Linked DNA regions of Homo sapiens: region 1 is linked to region 2. Evidence: chromatin loops called from intact Hi-C (ENCODE). Cell type or tissue: PC-3. All regions are shown on one strand. Links, peaks and the distances in the headings refer to the core of each region. The heading gives the core; the rest is flanking DNA. Region 1 has its middle 36 kb from the start of CBX4. Region 2 holds the start of LINC01979 (long intergenic non-protein coding RNA 1979).

Evidence for each region. Peaks named below come from ENCODE experiments on the same cell type or tissue, not always from the same donor. Only the 100,000 strongest peaks of a DNase experiment are listed, where the experiment ranks them.
Region 1: a loop joins it to region 2, with 5 times the contacts of the local background. A loop is called at or near these places in 4 of 110 quality-filtered maps.

Annotation. Positions count from the first base shown.
Region 1 is chr17:79,871,163-79,879,487 of GRCh38, forward strand. No RefSeq gene overlaps it. Among named protein-coding and RNA genes, the nearest start is that of CBX4, 36 kb to the left of the region's middle. In PC-3, for the core only: a CTCF peak has its summit at 3,365; a DNase peak (open chromatin) is centred at 3,409.
Region 2 is chr17:79,919,780-79,928,104 of GRCh38, forward strand. LINC01979 (long intergenic non-protein coding RNA 1979) reads right to left here and starts at 6,946. Exons shown (of 6, transcript NR_110850.1): 1 at 5,922-6,946; 2 at 5,235-5,292; 3 at 2,171-2,323; 4 at 1,625-1,847; 5 at 1-57. It overlaps LINC01978 (long intergenic non-protein coding RNA 1978), which reads left to right. Exons shown (of 2, transcript NR_110851.1): 2 at 2,912-4,231. In PC-3, for the core only: CTCF peaks have their summits at 4,795 (motif pointing left) and 5,636 (motif pointing left); a DNase peak (open chromatin) is centred at 5,642; H3K27ac peaks cover 429 bases.

The sequences.
Region 1 (8,325 bases), core at 172-8,171, 49 kb before region 2:
TGGAGACACGCCTGCTTGGAGGACGCGCGGGGTCTTCGGGAAGGGGCTTGGTGGGTAGCTCACTCCTGAAGGAGTCAGGCTTCCCGCAAGCTGGTGAGCTGGGCCGCCGCAGCCTCCGCCCCTCGGGCCTGGTGCAGGCCTTGCCTCGGTTCCATTCTCTGCTGTTGCTGTCCTGACGCCCTCCGCACATTTTGAACAAGGGGCCCCACACTCTCATTTTGCACTAGGCTCCGCAGATTCTGCCTGCTGGGCCAGCCCGGGGGAGGCACCTGTTTCACATACTTGCAGAAGCCGTGTGCACTGTGCAGGTGCCTCATCTCGCAGAGGGAGGGGCTGAGTCAGGGGGCTCCTTCCTCCAAGCTCACCAGTCCCACCACCAGCTGGAGTGGGGCCTAACGTGTACCCAGGGAAGGCCGCCCACTGGAAGGAAAGAGGGGTTGGGGCATGGACAGTCCCCACACCAACCGAGCCTGAAGCCATTGGGGAGGAGGCAGAGAGAGCCCAGGGGGACCAGGAGCCCGGAGGAGGAGTGGGGTTCAAGGCGGAACCCCACCGGCCTCGGTGATCCCCGCTTTTCACCTTGTGAGCCCCTTTCACACCCTGGCCTTCCTTTACTGCATTTTCTCCCATTTCACAGGGGGGAGAAACAGACGCTCGGAGGGTTACGGTTGGGAACCCCCCAAAATGGGTATGTGGCTGGCTGGCTTAACACCTGGTGTCTGGTTCGAATAGAAACACCAGGATGCTGCTTGCAGGGAGCCGTTCTTGAACAGGCCTGGGTGGAATCTCAGATTCATATTTCTAAAACCTCCTCAGATTTGGGGACTTCTATGTGAAGTCTTTGCCGAAGTCCACACCCTGGAAGATGCAGGGAGGATGAAAACGTGCCCATCTGCCTCTGGCTTTTGATTCCAGCCCCACCACAGCACAGCTGCCTTCGAAAACACAGGGCAGGAGCTTTCTGCAGCAGTGGCTGGTGGGACAGACAGATGGACGGACACACACACACAGGCAGCAGAACTGGAGGTGAGGGCAGTCAGGAGGCAGTTATGGTTTGGTTCGGTTTCTTTCTTTTCTTTTTTTAAACACCAGCTTGAAAGCTTGAACTAGATTTTATTTATTTATTTATTTGAGACAATCTTGCTGTGTCACTCAGGCTGTAGTGCAGTGGCATGATCACGGCTCACTGCAGGCTTGACCTCCCAGGCTCAAGCGATTCTCCCACCTCAGCCTCCCGAGTAGCTGGGACCACAGGCATATGCCACCATACCCAGCTAATCCCTCCCCTCCCCTCTCCTCCCTTCCCCTCCCCTCCTGTCCCCTCCCCTCTCGTCTCTTTGTCTCCCTCCCCTCCCCTGCTTTCCCCTCCCCTCCCTCCCCTCCCCTGCTTTCCCCTCCTTTCCCATCCCCTTCCCTCTCCTCTCTTCTCTCTTTTCGAGACTGGGTCTCACTTTGTTGCTTCGGCTGGTGTCAAACTCTTGGGCTCAAGCAATCTGCTCACCTTGGCCTCCCAAAGTGCTGAGTAGGTTTTGTTTATTTTTTAAATTAACATTTTAATGTTGAGATAATTGTTTATTTACATGTTGTTGTTGTAAGAAATAATACAGAAGGATCTATGTCCCCTACCCAGAGTCCCACCCATGGTGGTGTCTTGTAAGACTAGAGTACAATGTTACAACCAAGACGTGGATATTGATCCGGTGAACCCATCTTACTGACGTTTCCCTTCTGCTTGTACCCATTTGTGTGTATTTCCTTTCTGTGACCTGTGTAGCTTCCTGTATCCACCACCGCAGTCACAACGCTGAACGCTGCGGCACCCCAAGGACGCCCTGGATCACTCTTTTGCAACTGGACCGACCTCCTTCCTCTTCCTAATCTGCCTCCAAGTCTCCAAGTCTGTTATTTCAAGAATCTTATGTGAACGGAATCATACACCTTGTAACCTTCTGGGAGTGGCTTTTTCCCTCAAAATCATTCCCTGGAGATTCCTGCAAGGTCTTGTGTGGCCCAGTCCGGGGTTCCTTTTCCCGATCCGTGACGTGGAGGCACGACAGCATGTTTAGCATTCGCCCACTGAAGGTCAACCAGGTGTTTCTGGTTTTTGGCTATTATGCATAAGCTGCTATGAACACTTGTATGCAGCTTCTTTTATTTTTTATTTTTATTTTTTAGAGACAGGGTCTTGCTCTGTCGCCCAGGCTGGAGTGTAGTGGCACAATCACAGCTCACTGTAGCCTCAAACTCCCAGGCTCAAGTGATCCTCCCCACTCAGCCTTCTGAGTAGCTGGGACTACAAGTGTGCACCACCACGCCCTGCTAATTTTTAAAGTTTTTTTATAGAGACAGGGTCTTGCTATGTTGCCTGGGCTGATCGCAAACTCCTGACTGAGTAATCCTCCCGCCTCGGCCTCCCAGGGTGTTGGGACTATAGGCGTAATCTACCACGCCCAGCCTTGTGTATAGGTTTTGATGTGAACAAAAGCTTCCATTTCTCTGGGATAAATGGCCAAGAGCACAGTTGCTGGGTCTTATGGCAATTGTGTGTTTAGTTTTATAAGAAACTGCCAAATTGTTTTCCAGAGGGGCTGCACCATGTGACAGGACCAGTAGCAGTTTCTTTTTCTTGTTTTTTTCTTTTTTTTTTTTTTCGAGACGGAGTTTTGCTCTGTCGCCGAGGCTGGAGTGCAATGGCACGATCTTGGCTCACTGCAACTTGTACCTCCTCAGTTCAAGCAACACTCCTGCCTCAGCCTCCCGAGTAGCTGGGATTATAGACACCCGCCATCATGCCCAGCTAATTTTTGTAGAGATAGGGTTTCACCATGTTGGCCAGGCTGGTTCCGAACTCCTGACCTCAGGTGATCCACCCGCCTTGGCCTCCCAGAGTGCTGGGATTACAGGCGTGAGCCACCACGCCTGGCCCCCGGTAGCATTTTCTGAGTGATCCTATTTCTGTGCATCCCCACCAGCATTTGGCGTTGCCACTATTTTTAATTTCTGATAGGTGTTGATGGTATCTCACTGTGGTTCTAATTTGCATTCCCCCCATGGCTCATGGTGTTGGACAGCTTTTCATGTGCTCACTTGCCATCTGTATATTCTCTTTGGTGAAATGTCACCATTGAATTTGAAGCGAGTTTCTTGTAAACAGTGTATGGTTAGGTTGTTTTTCAAAAAATAGACTGCCAATCTCTTGCTTTTTACTTGGTGTATTTCATTTACCTTTAAAGAAAATTATCAATATGTTAGGACTTAGGTCTGCCATTTAAGGATTTGTTTTCTCTGTGTATGTTTTCTTGCTTTTCTGTGGATTCCTTGAACATTAGGATTGAGGTTCATCTTGGTTGATTTATAGTCATCTAGAGGGCGTTTCTTTGTATCACTTCCCTAGTGGTCGCTCTGGTTATTACAAGGTACACGGGTAGCATTTTACCACCTGCAGTGAATGTGGAAGCCTTACTTCCATGTAGGTTCTTTAACCTGTCCCCCTTTTATTTTCATTTTATGTTATTTTTGAGACAGGGTCTCACTTTGTTGCCCAGGCTGGAGTGCAGTGGCACAATCACGGCTCACCGCAGCCTCAACCTCCTGTTCTTAAGTGATCTTCCTGCCTCAGCTGCCTGAGTAACCAGGACTACAGGCACATGTCACCACACCTGGCCTATTGATTGATTGATTGATTGTAGAGATGGGGTCTCACTATGTTGCCTGGGCTGGTCTTTAACACCTGGGCTCAAAGGATTCTCATGCTTCAGCCTCCCAAAGTGCTGGGATTACAGGCGTGGGCCACTGCACCCCCCACCACACCTTTTTAAATATCATTGTCTTGAATATCAGACAGTGTTAGAATTTTTGCTTCAATCATTAAATTTGATTTATAAAGCTCATGAGAAGGATCATCTATTGCAGATTCCCATACACTTGTTCTTTCCATTATTTTTTCCTTCTTAATGCTCCAAGATTCCATTTTATTTTATTTTATTTTATTTATTATTATTTGAAATAGAGTCTCTCTCCGTCGCCCAGGCTGGAGTGCAGTGGCGTGATCTCGGCTCGCTGCAGCCTCCGCCTCCCGGGTTCCAGCACTTCTCCTGACTCAGCCTCCCGAGTAGCTGGCATTACAGGCATGTGCCACCATGCCCGGCTAATTTTTGTATTTTTAGTAGAGACAGGGTTTCACCATGTTGGCCAGGCTGGTCTTGAACTCCTGACCTCAGGTGATCCAGCCACCTCAGCATCCCAAAGTGCTAGGATTACAGGCATGAGCCACCACGCCCAGCCCATTTTATTTTAAAAATCATTTTCTTTCTTTGTGAAAAAACTTCCTTTAGCTGTTCTTTAAGGGCAGGTCTGCTAGCAACAAATTCGTTCAGAAAAAAAATAGATTTTCTATTTTTTCATTTGTTTCAAGAGAACTTGTAATTGCCACTGAAATATTTTTAAGCCGCTTTAAAATCTCAGAATGTCTTTATTTCCCCTTCATTCCTGAAGGATGGTTTTGCCAGACATGATTCGCTGTTGGCAATTCTTTGTTTGCAGCACTTGCAAACACTCACCTTCACCTGGTCTCCGTGGTTTCTGATGAGGAATCTATGGTTTGAGTGGGTGTTCCCCTACAGGGAATGTATCATTTTGTTCTGGCAGCTTTCAACATATTTTTTTTCTTTAGTTTTCAGAAGTTTAATTATCAGGTGTCTCAGCATGGATTTCTTTGGGTAACTATCTGGGACTTGCTCAGCTTCTTGAATGTGTAGATTTGTCATTTGGCAAATTTCAGAAGTTTTAAGCCACTCGTTCTTTTAATACTCTTTCAGCCTCATTTTTTTTTTTTTTTTTTTTTTTTTTTTGAGTCAGATTCTCGCTCTGTCGCCCATGCTGGAGTGCAGTGGCGCCATCTCAGCTCACTGCAAGCTCTGCCTCCTGGTTTCAAGTGATTCTGCTGCCTTAGCGTCCGAGTAGCTGGGATTACAGGCACATGCCACCTCGCCTGGCTAATTTTTGTATTTTTAGTAGAGACGGGGTTTCATCATGTTGGCCAGGCTGGTTTAGAACTCCTGACCTCAGGTGATCCACCCGCCTCAGCCTCCCAAAGTGCTGGGATTACAGGCGTGAGCCACCACACCAGGCCTCAGCCTCTTTCTTTTTCTCCCCTATTTCTGGGTAACTCCAATAATATGTATGTTGGATCTTTTGTTCTATCGTTCCACAGATGCCTGAGGTACTGTTCTTTTTCTCCCCACACCAGTATACTTTCTGTTGTTCAGTTTGGGTAAATTCTATCCATCTGTTCTGAAGTTCGCTAATTCTGTCCTCTATGATCCCATTCTACCATGGAGACTGTTCATTTCTGTTATTGTATTTTTCAGTGCTGTAATTTATATCCTGTTCTTGCTGATAACTATTTGCTGAGATTTTCTATTTTTTCATGTTTCAAGATAACTTAGAATTGCTTGCTAAAGCATTTTTATGCTGCTCTGAAGTCCTGGCCAGATTTTTCCTACATCTGATTTATCCCGGTGTTGGCATTGGTTGGTTGTCTTTTCTCATTCAACCTGTGGCCTTTTCAGGCCTTGGTATGATGGGCGAGTTTTTTTTTTTATTGTGTCCTGGACATTTAAGCTGTTACATTAGGAGGCTCTGGGCTCTCGTCAAATCTTTTGGCCAGCGCGGTGGCTCACACTTGTAATCTGAGCACTTTGGGAGGCTGAGGCAGAAGGATTGCTTGAGCCCAGGAGTTCAAGACTAGTCTGAGCAACATAGTGAGACTCCCGTCTCTACAAAAAATTTAAAAAATTAGCCAGGCGTGGTGGCATATATCTGTAGTCCCAGCTACTCAGGAGGCTGAGCTGGGAGGATCACTTGAGCCTGGGAGGTCGAGGCTGTAGTGAGCTGTGATCGTGCCACTGCACTCCAGCTTGGGCCACAGAGTGAGACCCTGTCTCTAAAATAATAATAATAAATAAAATAAAATAAAATAAATCTTTTATTTTAGTAGGCAGCCACTCTGCTTAGGTTTAGCATGCCGGTCCTGCCCTACTGTTACTGGCTGTGGTTTCCATGACAACCTAATTAGCAGAACCTTTTTGGTGTTAGTTTGGTCGGCGTGGTTAATCTGGTGCCATCGGGGCTGCTACTGGTTCCTGCTGGTTCTTCTTAAGGTGGCAGAAGGAGTGTCTGTGGGTGCTTCTAGGTGGGTGAAGGGAGCCGCAGCCCACAGGGACAAAGAAGACAAAGGTTCCTCCTGCAGGTGACCCCTGCCCCTGGCATCTCTTGGTGGGGGAGGGGAGGTTTCTCTGGCCAAGTCTCAGTAGCGGGGTGATGGGGCCCCTGCTTGTTCCTTTGCTGGTGCCACTAGCTTACCACATGTTGTGGACGGGACTCCTGTTTAATCTGGGGACACAGAGGACCCTATCTGGCTTGTCTGTTTTTGCTGGGCCTGGGTTCCCTTCCTCCACGAGGTGGAGGGCCGTGGCGCTCTGCCTCACTGGGGCTCCTCCAGTCCGGGGGCTCTCACCTGTCGACTGTCTTCCATCCACCTCTGCGTTCTCCTTGGGTTGTCTCTTGTGTTATTTCCAGGGCTTATGGTTGTACTTTGAGAGGGGAGGAGCAGGAAGAAATGAGCCTAGATCATCTTGTCTGGAATGCAGGTTCTGTTTTATTTTTTAAGAGGGGCCATATGGAAGTAAGTTTGGAAGCCAGTGGGAAGGACCTGGTGGAAGGAAGGCTGAAGATGCAGCCAGAGAAGAGAAACTGAGGACATAATGCTCTCCCGGGGCCAGGGCTGGGCTCATTGCTCCATCACCAGCACCTCCTACAGTGCCTATGGGAGCTGCATACGTGGTTCCGGAGTGGAATTGACCCTGAGCTTGCGGGTAGAGGTTCCTCCTGTGAGGGCATAAGAGGGAAGGAGAGTGGGTTTGATGATGGTCCGGGGGGAGGAGGATGGGGAAGGTCTCCTGATGGCTGACACATCCTGATGCTGACAAAGCCATGAAAAGTGAGGGGTGCTGGGCCTGGGGAACTCTGTGAACACAGGGGTTAAATGACAGAGTGAATCCAGGCACAGAATGGTGCCCATACCCACCCCAACGTCATTGCCTGGGAGCTGACATCACCTGCACCTGCCAGGCTGACACCAGCGCTCCCCAGCCCCAGGGCCTCCTGTAATCAAGGCCTTAGGAGTGGAGCCTCAGAAGCAGGAGGAGAAATCAATTCTCTTCCACGCGCCAAAAGCTGCTCATTCAAAACACCCCAAAGACACATCAGGTGGGAGGCACCTGCACTGAGGCTCCTGGAAGCTACTGCAGCAGGACGTGGGAGCAAGGCCCGGCTCCATTTGTCCCCTGCTGGTACAGCCATTTCATGGGTGGGGAGGGTGGAGACCAGGTGTGCTGGCCAGGGATTCCAGGGCGTGGGGTGCAGGGTCCCCTGCGTTTCCTCATATGGATGTCAGAAGTGGAAGAGAACGTCATAGCAGGCCAAGTGGGGTCCAACCCTTTCCAAGGTCTGGATCAGCTGTGCTGTGCACCCACAGCCCTCTGCCTGCCCTCTGCTCCACACCTACCCCTCCAGGCCCTGATTTTCCCGCTGGACTGTGCCCGGGAACATGTCGTTCTCTCTATTGTATGGGTGTGTGTGTGAGAGAAAGATGCACATATTTGGGTATATACATGATGTGTGAGGCATGTATATGTGTGTATCATGTTTAATTTTCTCAATATTCAAAAAGCCCACAAATTTGATAAGAAACAGATAAACAACTCAACAGAAAAATAGGCATAAATATAAACAAGTAATTCATAGAAAAGGAAATTCACATAGTCAATTGCACTTAAAATATATGCAAACCCTAGTAAAATATGACATTATTTAAAGATACAGATACGATGACCAACATTGGTTCTAGTGAGCAAACATGAAGCAATGTTTAGCCTCATCAAAAGGAAAATGCAAATTAAGGCCATGAAGTGATACATTGTTCGCCCTTTAGGTTGCTAAAATTTAATAAAAGCTCTAAGATTCACTGAGGCAAAAAACCTGGGGGAAATAGACATGGACATGCTTGGTGGAAATGTGAATGCAATTACTTCCTGGGAAAGTACTCTGGCAATATCTACTAAAATGAAAATAATACACATAAGCTTTGACCCAGTGATTCCACTCTGGGGAACCTCTTCTTTAGAAACAAAAACAACGGGGTATGAAAATAGATGTAAAAGAATTGCTTTTCCAGCTGGGTGCGGTGGCTCATGCCTGTAATTCCAGCATTTTGGGAGGCTGAGGCAGGTGGATCACCTGAGGTCAGGAGTTCGAGACCAGCTA
Region 2 (8,325 bases), core at 271-8,270:
GGAGGGTCACCGAGGCAGGGAGGAGCCTGGGGGTTGTCCTGTCGTCCTCCTGGGCCCCTAGAGTAGAAAGGGCACGTGAGGACCATCGAGGGTCCGAGGGGCATGGACAGGTGTGAGGGGACTCACGGGGGTGGGTGAGGTGGGGGAAGGAGCTTCCCAGAGCAGCACGGGGGCCCAAGCCCACCCTCCTCGCCACCCCTGCCCCACGAGGCCGTCTGGGTTGGGGATGCCCCAGGGGGGCCTTTGCGCAAACGTCTCCACTGGCAACAGCCGGTCGCTTGGCAACCCGCACGCCCCAGGCCCCTGCGCCCCGGGGAGCCCCGAGTGGGGCGGGGGTGCCCCGCGGCTCAGCGAAGCCCCTCCTGCAGCGGGCAGGGGAGGGGTGCAGGCAGCAAATGGAAAGCGCTCACCCACCCCAGAGCCAGCCGGGAAGTCCTTGCTGGAGCTGCTCTCCGGCACTGGGGCACCTGGGCAGCCATGTGCTGCCACCCAGGAAGGCAGGAGACCCAGGCTGCTCCCCAGGATCCTGGCAAGCCCCTTCCCTTCTGGGACAATAGAGGCAGCAAGGCCTTCTCCGGGGGCTGGGTGAGGAGAGAGGGCCTGCAGGTGTGAGGCATCTGTTGAGGCACAAACCAGAGGCTGTGCTCAGCTCAGCAAAACACAGTGCCTGTGGGTGGTGGGTGGCAGGGTCATTTCAGGTGGGATCCAGGATGTTCAAAGTGACATCCAACTCTGGGCTGGTCCCTCTGGGGTCGGCTGGGGGCTAAGGGCAGCAGCTGGACATGCCTCTTCCTGGACCCTGGGAGCTGGTCGCCTACAGAGCCCAAGCTAGGAGCTGCTGGCAGTCATTGTGACTAGGGGTCCCCCCATGCAGTGCCTGCATTTTAGGGAGACATTAGCCACCCTTGACGCCAGCCTGATTTGGGGTTTAGTCACCACTCAGGGCCATGCATTCCAACCAAAAAGTTACAGGCGTCCCCATCTTAACTAGCACCAAACCCAGCAGTGGGGCCGATGAACTTGGCCAAGCAGCCTGTGCCAGGATCCTGGTAGAAAGTGGGTTTGGGCAGCTGCAGGTGTGAAACATGGCTTAGCTTCTCTCCTGGGACTGGGGCAGGCTCCAGTTCAGCAGCCCACCTGAGGCACCTGCAAACACAGGTGAGCTTTTACACACGCCCAGCCCCCAGAGAAGGCCGGGGAGGCCTTGCCACCTCTGTTTTCTCAGAAGGGAAGGGGCTTGCCAGCATCCTGGGGAGGCGTCTGGGTCTCCTGCCTTCCTGGGTGGCAGCATGTGGCCGCCCAGGTACCCCAGCGCCGGAGAGCAGCTCCAGCAAGGACTTCCCGGCTGGCTCTGGGGCAGGCGAGCATTTCCCCTTTGCCTTTACACACCTGGGCTTCTGCGGTTTCCCAAGGGCTCTGGTGAGGAAACGGGCTTAGGTGCTGAGAGGGGGGCGCATAGGAGTGGGGGCATTTGGCCAGGGTGGCTGAGTCCCAGCGCCACCGTTCCGCACCCGGAAACCTTGGCTGTGATGCTTCTCTGTGGCTTCTAACCTGGAACCCGGGGGACATCCCCTTGCCCCAGTGCCTTCTCAATGCCAACGGTGACCCAGCCTGAGCTCCCCACCTGCCAAGGTCCGAGTTGAGCTCTCAGAACCCTTGGCCTTTCCGCAGGGCCTCCGAGGGCGTCTGGTGGATCCTGTGCGTGCTCTGCGGCACCCCCTCTAGGCTTTCCCCACTCACTGGAGGCCCCAGCCTGGCTTCAGAGGGACTCAGTGGGGCTTGACCACGTCCCAGCTGCGTGACCTTGAGCAGGTTCCTTGACCTCTCTGGGCCTCGGCTTTCTCACTCTGTAAAATGGGCACAAACAAGGCTTTGTGAGGATGAGTGTGGCTGTCGTGCCTGTGAGTGCTTATGTGATTCTCACTCCTGCCCCAGGTCCCCTCCAGCTCCTCCCTTTTGCGGTCCCGAGGTCTAGCCTAAGTCCCCCTTGCTTCTCTTGCAGGGTGTTTATTTCTCTCGGCTTCTTCCTCTCCCTACGCTCTCACTTTGTTTTATTTCATCTCCGTCCCTCTGCCCTCCCCTTTTCGCTATCGGTTTCAATTCTCCGCTGAAACCTCTGAGGAGGCCCTGCCCGCCCCACTGTCCCGCCGGCCCTCCCCGCAGCACCCACCCTGCCCGGCTTCTCCGGGGCTTGCCCTCCTGTAGCCCAGGAGTTGGGGCTGGGGGCGGCTGTGCTGACATCACTGGCGTTTATGCACTGCTCCTTGCCCAACGCAAATCTCATCCTCGTTCTCTCTGAATCAATTCACTTTTATTGCCTCAGCTGCTCAAAAGCAATTTTTCAAGAACAAAAAGGTCAGCACGTCCAAGACTAATCAATTCTCGGAGAGCTCCTGCCGCTGCCAGGGGAGCCGGGCTCCAGCAGCCCCCCGCCCTTCCCGCCAGCCCCTCCCACCAGCCCCATCACTTTTATTGCTTCATGATGCCTGTCATTAGTGGTGTGTTTGAGACGCCCCACGGTGTTCTTACAACATAAAACCTGGGTGACTTGCAGCGGGGGTGGGGTCGGGCGCATTTATGGGCCCTCGCCGGCTCCGGACAGTAAGAGCTGAGCTGATGGATCGCCTGCCAGGGGAGCCAGCACAGGAGGCCTTCAGCCACTTGCTTACAAGCAGAGCCGGGGCTGCCTGCCTGCTCCCAGGCCCACCCCTCTCTTCCCCTCAACTCCCCATCACTGTGGCCTTGGCATCGGCCAGCCGTTATGCCTTCCAGGAATTTGCCCTCAAGGCCTCACTGGTCCCCACCACAGCCCTACCCCTCCCTGGGCGTCGCCCGCCCCCCCCCACTCTGCCCGCCACGATGCCAGGCTCAGTCCCTCCAGCACTGTGAGGTCTACATTGCCATTCCACAGATGGGGAAACTGAAGCCCAATGTCACGGAGGTAGGAAGGGGCAGACGTAGACTTGGAAGGATTCTGTGGCCTGTTCGAGGTTCCGTGCATGAGCCGTGCTCCGTGGAGAGCCAGGTCTACCGTTCCAGCCTTTGCTCTCCCAGGCCCCTGGCTGTCCATGTCCCACACCACCCTGACACCTGATACTTGACACCCGTGTCACCAACAGCTACAGTGCACCACGGCCTTGGAACACCGCACTCAGTGCTCTGCCTGGATGAGCCCTGTACCCCCATGACGACCCCACTGTGGACATTCTTATGTCCATTTTACAGATGACGAAACTGAGACGGGCGGATGCAGTGTTGTGCACAAGCCACACAGCTGGAAACGTGGGCTGGGGACTGGAACCCAATTACCCGCTTTGGCTCTATAATCCTCTTTTTATTTTTATTTAATTTTTTTATGAGATGGAGTGTAGCTCTGTCGCACAGGCTGGAGTGCAGTGACACGATCTCAGCTCACTGTAACCTCTGCCTCTCGGGTTCAACCCATTCTTGTGTCTCAGCCTCCCAAGAAGCTGGGATTACAGTTGTGTGTCACCACGCCTGGCTAATTTTTTGTATTTTTAGTAGAGATGGGGTTTCCCCATGTTGGTCAGGCTGGTCTCGGACTCCTGACCTCAGGTGATCTGCCCACCTCTACCTCCCAAAGTGCTGGGATTACAGGCATGAGCCACCGTGCCCGGCCCTTTAATCCTCTTTTTAAAACACCTTAGGATATGATATATCCAGAATAGGCAAATCCATAGACACAGAATGCAGATCCGTGTGCCAGTGGCTAGGGGGTGAAGAGGAACTGCTGAATGAGCGGGCGTTTCCTCCTGGGGTGACCAGCATGTTCTGCGACTGCAGATGATGGCTGTGCCACCTTGTGAGGGTACTAAATGCCGCCGAATGGTACACCTTAAACTGGTTGATTTTATGTTATATGAACTTCCCTTCCATACATTATTTGAGGCTGGGCACGGTGGCTCACACCTGTTATCCCAACACTTTTGGAGGCCGAGATGGGTGGATCATCTGAGGTCAGGAGTTTGAGACCAGCCTGACCAAAATGGTGAAACCCCGTCTCTACTAAAAATACAAAAAAATTAGCTGGGTGTGGTGGCGCATGCCTGTAATCCCAGCTACTCAGGAGGCTGAGGCAGGATAATCGCTTGAATCCGGGAGGCAGAGATTGCAGTGGGCCTAGATCGTGCCATTGTACTCCTGCCTAGGTGACAGAGCAAGACTCCGCCTCAAAAATAAAAAATAAAAAATAAATTATTTGGAAAAAAAACCAGCTTAGGTTTTTCTGCCACCTGTTTGGCAAGAGTCTGGGTGTCCCCACAGGCCGTCTTCAGCTGTTCTCCTAATGCGGTCTGTGTGCTAGCAGGAGAGACGTCGAGACATCCTCTGCCCAGCAGGAGCGTCCGTCACCTCTCCCAGGAAACATTCCTGGCTGTCCCCACCAGCTCCAAAGTCTCCACCTCTCAAACACCATGTCTTCTTTGGTGTCTGGGACACAGGCTGTTCTTGGCCAGGCCACAGCCTCATCATGCATGGCTCTGCCCGGTGGCTCACGGGCTCTGTCCACAACACCGGGGGACAGGTGCTCTTATCTCTCCCAGGAGTCAGGATGAGACGTGCATGCATGTATTGCCAGCTTCTCTTGGGATCCTGGGTGCTTCCTCAGCCCTTGGCCGTCCCTTGGCCTGGGCTCCCCACCTCTCTGGCACCCAAGACTGGTGGAAAAGGAAAGCCCTCTCGTTCTGAGTTGAGATCTCAGAACCCTTGGCCTTTCTGCAGGGCCTCCAAAGGCGTCTGGTGGACCCTGCACCTGCTCTGCAGCGCCCCCTCCAGGCCTTCTTGCACGGGACAGTGACAGGGAGTTCTGTCTCAGAGCGAGTCCAGCAGGGCCTCCACAGAGTGCAAGGTTGCCTGCCCTGCCTGTGGAAGAGCAAGCCTTGTCCCCTGTTTCCCAGACCCCCTACTCAGTGGCCTCTGAATGTCCCCAATGTGGGCCCCTCCCTGGCTGCCCCTCTTGCTCTCCAAGTCCGAGCCCACCCAGAGCCCAAGCCCTCGGAGGCCCCTGCCACCTGGAAAGATGACACTGGGGCAGGGTTCTCTTCTGATGTCTGTGTTTTGTCTTGTGGGCCTTGGGGTGCCCCTGCCCCTGATAAGAAGGGGTTTCAGAGCAGAAATAAAGCCTCAGACAGGTGAGCCTCTGTGGCACATGGCCCCTCGAGCCAGCCATGCATCTGGGTTCAGCCCCTGCCAGGACACTTGACCAGGCCCCTTACCTTCTCCGAGCTGGGATCATGCTGGGAAGACTGAATGGGACGCAGCCGGTGAAAACGCCTGGAAGAGAGTAAACGCCATTTTCTCTAAGCATATTTATTTCTTTAACAACAGTGACGACCATTTGTGAGCCATCTCTCTGTCTCAGGCACGGTGCTACATGCCAACGAAACCTGCTCCCATTGAACCCTGGCCAGCCAGTGAAGAAAGGGTTGGGCCTGGGAGGTGCCACTTTACAGACAGGGGCACCAAGGGGCAGGGTGGCAGGAGGCCCACCGGACGTTCCCCATGAAGTAGCAGTACCAGCATCCACACCCAGCAGGCACCACGCTGGCCCGCAGCCTCCCTGCCAGCACGCCTGGCTTCCCGGCCTCGGAACTTGATCTGCTCCCTCTTCCGGACACTGGGGCTCCTGCCAAGTCCTGGGCTGGGCAGCAACTGCTGAACATTCTAAGAAATCCCTCCCAGGGTTTTCTCAGGAGCCCGGGTGGGGCAGGAAGTCCCCAGGGGCTGAGGGGACCGTGGCGGCAGGTGGCACCCAGAGCAGCACTCTCCTGGGGCCCAGGCTGTTGGGCCAGAGGCAGGACTGTGAGGCCTAGTGTAGGGCCTCCTGCCAGTGGCCGGCACCTACTTGTGGGGCTGGGGGTTCCCCCAGCAGGTTGGGCTCCCCACCTGACACACTCACAGACCTTGTGCCTTGGAGAGCCAGTGTTCCCGGGGCCACATAGCTATGCCGCCCAGGGGCTGGGCCTGTCCCAGCTCTGGTCCCCCGGCCCCAGGTCCTGGACGCTGGCTCCGCGCAGCAGCAGGCGGCCTCCGGAGGACACGATGTGACTGGCTGCCGCTACGTCGCACTCAGATGAGTCTGCGCCGGATCGACCTGCTGCCGAGTCCTGCCGGACAGGCACAGGCAGGGAGTGAAAATTATCTACCCCTTTTTATTTCTTAATAACTGAATGAAAATAAACATTGGTGGTTTGACAAATAACTACATATTTTCAAACCCAGCCAGTCCAGGGGATGCAGTTTCCAGGTGCGTTATGCAACAGGACGCCGCCGAGATGCTCTGAGATGTCCCTTGGCTGTCTCACGGGTTGTCTCTGGGTTCCCTCCCACCCCCACTCTCCTTTGCCACCCTCTCCCCAGCCCCCACTACCCTTTCACGCTTCTAAATTCAAGGGCCACACTGTCCCCTGAACAGACCAATCACAATGAGATCCATTATAGTTCCAAAGATACCACGAAAAAAAAAAAAAAACGTGGGGGGTGTCCAGGAATGCAGCCGCACCCCAGAGAGCAGTACAATCAGCTATTGTTGTGCTAGAAGTTTCTCTGTGATAAGAAGGGAATCTAGCAATGCCGCCTTCTGAACTGATTGCAAAACAGAATAGAAAGTTCAAGGCCCCGAGATAGCTAAGCTAGCAGCCCCTCCAGAGCAGCCCCAGGCCACACAGCTGGGCTTTGGGGCTGGCCAGCCCCTGTCCTTGCATGCATCTGCACAGGGCTCCTTGCAAGGGGGCCCGGCTCCATATCCCCCACCTCGCCCCCTCCCCATCTGGGCCTGGGGCGGCTGAGCTGGCTTCCTGCACTGAGGGGACCCTCCGGCCTCCTTCCTGAAGCAGCTGCCCTTCCCCGAGGGACTCCCGGGTGAGGGCCTCCCACATTGTCTGCTTTAGTGATGCTGGTTCTCCCACAGACGCTGCCTGTCCACCCCGCACAGATGGCATGACTGTCCTCCCCTTGCCCGGGCAGGGATACGGCGGCACAGAGATGGGGGCCGATGGCTAGGACCTGAACTCCAAGCTGTGGGCCCCAGGTTTTTCATCTGCTTAGGCCACTCCCCACTGCCCAGACGTCCCCTGGGGTGTCCGGTTTGCTGGAAGGGCCACCACTGGCCTTGAGCTCCCAGTGTCATTTCCGGGCGCTGACGCGTGAGGGTCTCCAACAGGCGGGCCCACGGGAAGTGCTTTCTGTGCTTGGCCCTTCATGCTTTGCCTCTGGTTCCTGAAATGGGCACTGGAGGTGGGCACAGTTACTGTCCACATTTCACAGGTGAGCAAAGTGAGGCTTAGAGAAGCTAAGTGACTTGTCCAAGGTCACACAGCAAAAGAGGGGCCTCGAACAGAACTAAAGGGCCCATGGTGCACAGGCAGAGGTTGCCATAGAGCGACCAGGGCCTTCTCAAATCCGGCTGTGAGCAGAAACTTCTCCCGCCCCCCCGGGCCCACCATGGTGACCTGTGGAGTGCCTCCATGCGCCGAGATCGCTTATCAGCCCATCAGCACTGGTCACGGCCACTTTTATGGTCTGTGTTCTCTCGTGTGTCTGTATTCGTGCGACGTTCCTTCATTCAGGCAATATTTGCTGAGCATCCAGGAGGCCCCCGTTTATTCATTTATCATCCAGCAAACACCGCGAGGCGGCTGCCAGCTGGGGCCGGGCTCGGTGCGGGCTCCCGGGTGGGGGCGGGCATCACGGGGCACTGCGTGGCGGATGTGGGGAGGGTCGTGATGGGGAGGGACGTGCTAGGTGTGCACAGAGATGCTGGGGTGCAGGAGCGGGTGTCTCTCTGAGCACATGGCCCGGAAACTGAGGGCTGTGGGTGCACTAATGTGGGGGAGAGACCAACTTCCTTTCACTGGAGCCCTCAAAGTTTCTGGCAGGGATAACCAGGATCCTAGCGTCTGACACTAAGTTCAGGGAGGTCACAGGACGTGCTGGAACCAGGAGTTCAGGGTTCAAGCCCAGGCCTTTCTCCTCATATTGAACGGGCCTCTCCTGGTACCATGGGGTGCCCTTGATCCAAAGCCCCCAGTGAGGAACATCTCACGGTATGTGGGGATGGGCCTTTGCCATAGCAGCCCATGCAAGGCCTTGGGGCCAGAGCCAGCCCCGCAGGGACCCTCCTTGCACTATTCTTCACATACACCATTGAGGACAAGAGGAAGGGACACCCCTGGCCTGGCCATGTGGTGACAGCTCCCTGTGCATTGACCCCCAGGGGTGCTGCGATCTAGGAGTGGCCATGAGACGAGGGGGAGGGAGACACTTTCCCGATGGTGTGGCGGGCAGGTCTGGCAGGCAGGGTTAGGC